Linked DNA regions of Homo sapiens: region 1 is linked to region 2. The links are chromatin contacts, found by Hi-C or POLR2A ChIA-PET in ENCODE. All regions are on one chromosome and are shown on one strand. The core of a region is the stretch at or near the end of the contact, and the rest is flanking DNA. Distances in the headings are between cores, read along the strand shown.

Region 1 (3,836 bases), core at 162-2,661, 64 kb before region 2:
TTACAAATCTGGAGCCTATATTCCAATTTGCCCCTCTGTAACATTCCTAAGCAGATTAACTGACAAGCACACTTTGGGTTTCTGCACTTGAAAATCAGATCTTTCGTAGGAATACTTCCAGGCCCTGTTCTCCCTGAATCTTATCTATAAGCAGAAACTACATTTTATCTCTTGTTTTTAGAATGTCACCCCCTCAGGGAGGTCTTCCTGGACCCTGGTTATTTTCTTAGTTCCCTGTACACTCCTATAATTGTAATTTATATATTTTTTATTTGATGACTTGTTTATCCTCTGTCTCATCCAGTAGACTCTAAGGTCTATGAGGGCACAGACCGTTTTTGAAATGTTTAACATTGTATTCCTAGTATTTCAGACACAATTTGGCTCATTGTAAGCATTTTAAAAAGTGATTTTCAAATGAATGAATGTTTCCTTTTTGATAAACTCATTTTAGACTTTTGTTGCAAAATAAAACTGAATCTATTTTTTAAATTCGAAGTGTTGGTATGGTTTCTGTTTCCCTTTTTACTTTGGCGGCTAGGAAGCTCAGAGCTAAAGCTGTTGCTCAATGTAGCTACTAAGCTAGCATATTTGTTTCCTGGGTTTTTTTGTGGGGGGTGGGGAGCTTGATTTTTTTCTTTACTATTGTAGTTGCATATTTTTTTAAGCCATCTCAACTACTTCTTAAAAGCAAGCAATGCAAAATAAATAAAATAAATATAATAACCTTCATAGTAAAAATGAATTTTCAGGGATTCCCCCAGAGAGAATGATGTATATTATGATAGGTTAACTCTATTAAATACGGACATGAATGGTGACCAAACAAACTTTAAGTGGTAGAAAATTAAAAGGCTTTTTAACTCTTCAGCTGAATCAACTGAGGACTATATCAAGTGAGAATAAGTATGTATTATACATAAAACTGATCACATTTATCAACTAAATGGTTTAACTTTGTTTTAAAGGGTGAAATACACTTGAATTGCTGAAGCATTACTTTACTAAATTAAAAATATATATTTCTGCAGACACACTTAAAACTCCTTCTCACCAGGCAAGGTTGCTCACGCCTGTAATCACAGCACTTTGGGAGGCTAAGGCAGGTGGATGACTTGAGCCCAGGAGTGGGAGACCAGCCAGGGCAACATGGTGAAACCCTGTCTCTACAAAAACATTTTTTAAAAAAAATTAGCTGGGTGTGGTGCTGCATGCCTATAGTCCCAGCTACTTGGGAGGCTGAGGCAGGAGGATCACCTGAGCATGGGGACATCAAGGCTGCAGTGAGCCATGATTGTGCCACTGCACTCCAGCCTGGGCCACAGAATAAGACTCAGTTTCAAAAAACAAAACATTCCTTCCGTCTGTGGTCTATAGCGTTGCCTCTTGCCTTTTTACAAGGAAGAAAAACTTGTATAAACATCATGATTCATGGGTTTTAATCACTTTAGGTAAACAGTGCTGCCAGATGATCCTGGTTTGCAGATTCAGGACATGAAATCCTTCAACTGACACTGAGATTTGTTTAGAGTTGATGGTGGGAGAAGAGAGAGAGCTTGAGGGGGGACTCCTGAGATGATTTTAAGTATCATGGCTAGAAAAAGAAGCTGTAGTGAGGGAGCAAATCAATGACATCAGTGTCACCTGGGAAGATGGTGTGACAGTGAGGATTTATTAATAGAAAGGGCAACTGGGTAAATGTCACACTTAAAAAATAAATGATTTAGTGGCAAAAGAAGCTGGGAACCCACTTCAGATGAAAGACATAAGTGCTTTTCTCAGCATTAAGGAAGATAGACAGTGTCTATATTCTGTGCCTAAAGGGACAGGAATGAAAATGAGAGGAATCAGTTTGGTTTTCTCCCAGCTCCCGGGTGAGCTGGTGGGGGCCTGGTTAAATGCAGGTTCTGAACCAGATTGAGAATGGAGGGTCCATTGGCTTCCTCTGTCCCCATGCCTGGTTCTGTGGGGCAGGAGACTGTAGTGAGGGACAAATGGAGACTGATCTGCCTTCTGCCTACTGTGACTTTTCCTCTCCGCAGAGCAAGGGGCAGAGTGTCCTTCACCACACAGAGTCCCATGCTGTACCCTGGAAAACACTCAACTGCCAAGCCCCCATTTTGCTTTATCTTCACTTTCTTTCTGTGAATCTGGGCTCACGGCTAAGCTCATAATAGGGTGCATTGCTTTTCAGGAGTTAAAGGGAGTTAAATGTTGTGGGTGAATGGCAATTATCTGGGCCAGTGGCATGGGAGTAAAAAAATTTTAAAAGACAGTTGTAGGTAAAGAAAGGCAGATTCATTAGAGAAAGTAAGAAAATATGTTGCAAGGTTGCAATGGGCAGAATTAGCACAAGAGGAGCTGACTGCAAAGAAACAAAGACTTGCTAGGGATTTTATAGAATAATGCTTGTGCTGAGGAGAGCTTTGTGCAGTACTGATAGTGCCAAGGTTGCAGTGAGCTAACTTGCAGGTGTCTGGTGATAAGATGGGTGCAAAACGATAGTGAGTTATTTGCTCAGGAGGGCCATGTGTCCTAGGCCGTGAAGAAAGTCCGACATAGCTTATCTGCTTTCTTGTTTTGCTTTCTCCTCAGCCCCACCAGCCTAACTCATTTTCGCTAATTAGGACTCCACACTAAGTAATCATACCCATATTGCCTCTGGATTCTGAACCAATTGAATAAAAACAAACAAAAGCTGATGTGTAGAGGGTATTAGTCTTGTTGTAGTGGTGTTTCTTTCTAGCCATTTCCCTGCTCGAATAGCACTCAATTTCTATTTGCAGAATGTCCTCTCCCCTGTTGTGGGCAGTTTTGATGGAACAATTAATAAGATGTCTGCCCCGTCCTAGCCAATTGAATCCGTTCCACAGCTGACAGACGTTTGGGTTGTACTCAGTGTTTTGCTGTAATTAAAAGAGCTGGTATAGGGTGGATCACCTGAGGCCAGGAGTTTGAGACCAGCCTGGCCAACATGGTGAAACCACATCTCTACTAAAAATGCAAAAATTAGCCGGGCATGGCAGCAGGCACCTGTAATCCCAGCTACTGGGGAGGCTGAGGCAGTAGAATTGCTTGACCCAGGAGGCGGAGGTTGCAGTGAGCTGATATTGCACCATTGCACTCCAGCCTGGGTGACGAGAGTGAGATTCCATTTCAAAAAAAAAAAAAAAAGATCTGTTATAAATATTATTACATGTCTCTTCATGTTTAGTGCAAGAAAGGGTATTTGCTGGGTCATAGAGTATACAAGTTGTTGCTAAAGTATTTTCCATAGTGGCGATCCAAATTTGCACTTCCCTAAGAAGTGGATGAGAGTTCTCATTGTTCTGTGATCATGCTAACACTTAGTATTTTCCAAAATTTTAATTGTTCCCACCTGCCTACAGTAAAATACTATAACATTGTTTTTAATTTGCATCCATCTGGTATTGAATGAGGTTGAGCACTTTTTTTTTTTTTTTTGAGACAGAGTTTTGCTCTTGTTGCCCAGGCTGGAGTGCAATGGCGCAATCTTGGCTCACTGCAACCTCTGCCTCCCAGGTTCAAGCGATTCTCCTGCCTCAGCCTCCCTAGTAGCTGCAATTACAGGCATGTGCCACCACACCCGGCTAATTTTGTATTTTAGTAGAGACAGGGTTTCTCCATGTTGGTCAGGCTGGTCTTGAACTCCCGACCTCAGGTGATCCGCCCACCTCGGCCTCCCAAAGTGCTGGGATTACACGCATGAGCCACCGCGCCCAGCCGAGGTTGAGCACTTTTTATTTTTTATTTTTTATAACTTCATTAAGATATAATTCGTCTACCTTACAATTCACTCATTTAAAGTATACAGT
Region 2 (3,819 bases), core at 751-3,250:
TAACTATAATTTCAAGTGGCAGAAATATAAATGTGGTTTTGATAACTTTGTTTCCTTTATTTCTGAAAAGCAGAATCCTGTGTGGTACTGAAATAAAATGTCAAATGGTATCTTAGAAAATTCTAGCCCTATCAAAAATAATATATAAAACCATGTAATGTCATAAAACTTTTAAAACTGCTTTCTCATATTTTGGGGTAACCTTTTAAAATGGTAATTCAATAAACTAGTTTTTACTTCTGTAAATTTATACATTTTTTGGTCTTTTTTCAAGGTCAAACTGATACTGTTATTTTGAATATGAGGGGGTGAATAAAATTGCACACTGTAAGAATCCTGAGACTATGTTACACACAACTAGACAATTTTTTGGATTCTCCCAGCGTCTTAAATATTTTCTTGCTTACCAACAACTTCTTAACCTGTAGGTGAAACACAATGAAGGCACTAAATCCGAAACCACGAAATTTGGAAGCAGACCTAGGCTTGTACTCTGGCATTACTACTTACTACTTTCGTACCTTGTGGTAGATACTTTAACTTCTCTGAATCTGCTTTCTCAAGTATAAACAATGAATAACAATACCTGTCTGGAGTCATGAATGAAGATGGAATGAGATTACACTGCCTGGAGCATTCTGAGTGCTGAATAAATGGTGGTTTCATTCTCAGCTCTCCTTCAGCAATCCTGATCTGACGCTCCTGTGACAGACATTTGTCCACGTAAATACGGTATGTTTTCTGATTCTTCCTAGCAACTTCCTTTATAAGTAATCCACCCATACATTTACATGTTAATTCTAACAGAGTCCATAATAACGAGTGAGCTATTTTAACAGTGTCAGCAGAGACAGATTAAAGAATTGATGAAAAGTAATTCCGTGCAATTTAGGGATTACTCATCTTATTTTCACTAACAGATGACTGCCATCTTGTACAGATGTATTTCGCATACAGAAAATTACATTTAATCACAATATTGTTTGGGTGGGTTAGTCTGTAACTTGAAGTAAAATGTATTGACAGGATAAAATGAAAGCTTTGAAACAGTGCAAAGGTGGAAAAACGAGGTTGAGCGAGAAGCAGGAATTACCAATCTTCATGGTTAGAAGATTCATTAAACGCATTTGCCTTCAAATATTAGATTCTCTACAGAATGGTGGTAAAAAGGCCAGTGAGAAATTAACAATAGTGAGAACACCAGAGTAGTGTTAAACCACCTTGATAATCAGATGGCTCGGAGCAGTTTAAAGCCCTCACGAAAGAGGATTTTTTTTTACCTTCCCTGTCTCCCGCAATTAATGCCATTTCTAAAAGAGAAAATATGTCACACATCAGCGCTCAATAGGCTGACATGCTCCTCAAAACGTTCCTTAAAAAAAAAAAAAAAAAAAAAAAAAAAAAAAAAAAACTTGTGTGCAAATATTTCAGATGCCATTCCACCCCAAACCCGTTCCAAAACCTAAAAATCACTTTCAAGCCAAACTCACGGCTCGTTGGTGATTCACAGCCAGGATCTCGAGGCAGGAACAATAGTGCACTCACCCCGCATCCTCCTGAATCAGCCATTTCGGTAAGAAGATCCAGAAGCACTAGCAGTTTGTTTGTAATTTGTTTACAATTTAAAAGCAAGTTATTTCCCAAAGGAAATCTAAGCAATTGTTAAGTGTTTTACATTACGCAGTCGCCAATTTTACAATTCATATCATGAACCCACTTTGCCCTCCGCCCGCGTCCCTCTCGGAGCCCACGACGCTCAGCAGTCGAGCCCTGGCACCGCACAGCCCGTAGGAGCCTGGAGCGCTCCGCGTTTTGCCCCAATTTCCCTACTTGGGGGTCTCCGCTACAGCTAGAGCGGTCGGCCAATGGAGACCTTCTCCCGCACTCGCCGTCCCGCCTTCCAGTTCCACTGAAGCCAATAAAAAGGGCCGTCTGGAGACAGAAGCCAATGGGAGCTCGGGTAGAGTCATCATGATTGGCTGCGGTCTCTTCGTAGTGCAGTCTAGGCCTCCGCCTCCGTTACCCTGGAGCCCAGGTTACCGCCGCTGCCACCCAGGAGCCCCGATCCTCGCCTCTGTCCCATCCTTGTGTTCAAACCTCCCGCATCTCGGCAACCTCGGCACCCGCCCGGCAGCCTCCGCAGGAACCAGGCACCCGCTCTTTGGCGGTCAGACGCCGAGGCCCCAGCTGGGAGTTTGGTCCTAAGAGGGAAGGCAAGGAGGCGGGACGCCGCATCGGCTCTGCTGAAGAGCCTGCGGGTTGGAGGTGGGCTTTGAAGTGGGCGTGGAGACGGCGGGGGAGGTGGAGGTGCGAGGTGAGGCTGGGTTGAAGCGTCTGGTAGCTAGTGAAGGGGCGTTCGTGGATGGGGGCCTGCGGGTGGTTCTTAAAGCAGGGAAGATGAAGGGATTAGGGATGGGGGAGGATGTAGGGACCGCGAGGAGAAGGAAGACCTAGGAAAATGAGTAAAGAGCTCGGCTTCTGAGAGGGTCCCGAGGAAGGGAGGTTGACCGGCACTGGGGGGACTGGGAAGTTAGGAGGAGAGGAGCTGGGAAAGGGTATTTACTTCCTGGGACCGAGAAGAGAAGAAAGGGAGCAAGCGGATCTAGAGAAGTGGTTGTTATTAAAACAAACAAAACAAAAACCCCGGAGGCCCGTGGAGACTCAAGACTAGAGAGGAGGGGCAGGGCCAAGGGCCAAGACGGAAAAGGAGGCTTTGGTAGCTCTCGGATAATAATAGATGTGTTATTATTAAAACTGTGGTTAGAGTGGAAAGCCGTACTTGTCCAGGCTGTGATACTTCTATACATCCTTCAGGGATGGGATGAGAGGAGTAAAGATGGTTAGAAATAAAAGAAAAAAGAAAGTGCCTTTTTGGCATACTCGAGTTGGAGTCGGTACTCAGATACGTGATGTTTACGTTAGATAGACCGTGGGATAGTGTTTAACAGTGAAGAGCCCTGGTCCAGTTCATCTGATATAAACCCCTTTTTTGTTCACTTTGTTCTTTGGAAAGTATACTTGGGCACATACATATTTATTCCCCTCCTTTATCTTCACGTTAAGAACTTGCATTAGAGATATCTTTGCAATCAGAAGTCATCATTTAGTTTTTGGCAGAGGGAGTGGCTATATGTGTTTTAGAATGGTAAAACCGATGTTTCCAGTTCTTTACTCATTCCCTCTTTCTTTTGCATGGTTATTTTAATCTATGTTTTTTTCCAGTTGTTCCACATTTAAATTCTATATTACCATTTTAAATATTTCACTTTGTGATTTCCCATGTTAGCTAGTATGTTTATCCAAATAAGTTATAGGAAATAATAGTTTGTTTTGATTCTCTAAGTTGACAAAGTATCATTTTAAATATCAAAAAGTAGTTTGTGACTTTGGAAAAGAGATTTTTCTTCTTTTGTGAGTCACATCTCTTCCGTTACACATATTGTGGAACTATAATTCTGTAGGACACAATGGAAGCCCATTAAATAAAGATGCTACCCTTCTCTTGGGTTCTTCATCTGCCTGTCATTCTTCAACTCCTTTGTGGGATCTTCTTCCTCGGCCCACCATATTTCATTATTGTTTTTCCCAATAATCCAGTCTTCAGTCTTCCGTCTTCTATTTTTTACTCTGTGTTCTTGGCTGTGTTCTTCCTCTCCTTTGGCTTACACTATTTGTGTTTTATTAACACTCTCCCAATTTTTTATTTCTGATCTGGAACTTTTGAGTTACTGTCAAACTTTTGTAGCTAATTTTTGGTATTTCCACATAAATTTCCTATCCATAGGCATCCCAAACTCAGTATGTCCAATATTGAACCCA

Evidence for each region. Hi-C counts contacts between places; a loop is a spot of excess contacts on that map. ChIA-PET counts read pairs that join two places held with the same protein, here RNA polymerase II (POLR2A). Pooled maps may share reads with other maps.
Region 1: a map of K562 shows a loop between it and region 2 (2.1-fold over the local background). The contact joins the enhancer-like site here to the promoter of LCA5 in region 2. A Hi-C loop is called at or near these places in 4 of 168 maps with a recorded cell type or tissue (Caco-2, HepG2, K562 and 1 more), 1 of 37 single-sample maps with no recorded cell type and 4 of 50 pooled maps. POLR2A ChIA-PET finds 5 or more read pairs at or near these places in 5 of 52 experiments (AG04450, Caco-2, H1 and 2 more).

What each region holds. Positions count from the first base shown.
Region 1 is chr6:79,598,711-79,602,546 of GRCh38, reverse strand. It overlaps a transcript of SH3BGRL2 not described here. Among named protein-coding and RNA genes, the nearest start is that of SH3BGRL2, 31 kb to the left of the region's middle. Within about 2 kb of position 1,411, at least 5 of the 41 ENCODE cell types and tissues checked have a DNase peak (open chromatin) inside an H3K27ac peak, as active enhancers do; they include PC-9, where a contact is called at or near this core.
Region 2 is chr6:79,535,611-79,539,429 of GRCh38, reverse strand. It overlaps LCA5 (lebercilin LCA5), which reads left to right and starts at 2,000. Exons shown (of 8, transcript NM_001122769.3): 1 at 2,000-2,265. It also overlaps a transcript of SH3BGRL2 not described here. RefSeq lists enhancers at 383-956, 1,487-1,536, 1,531-2,104.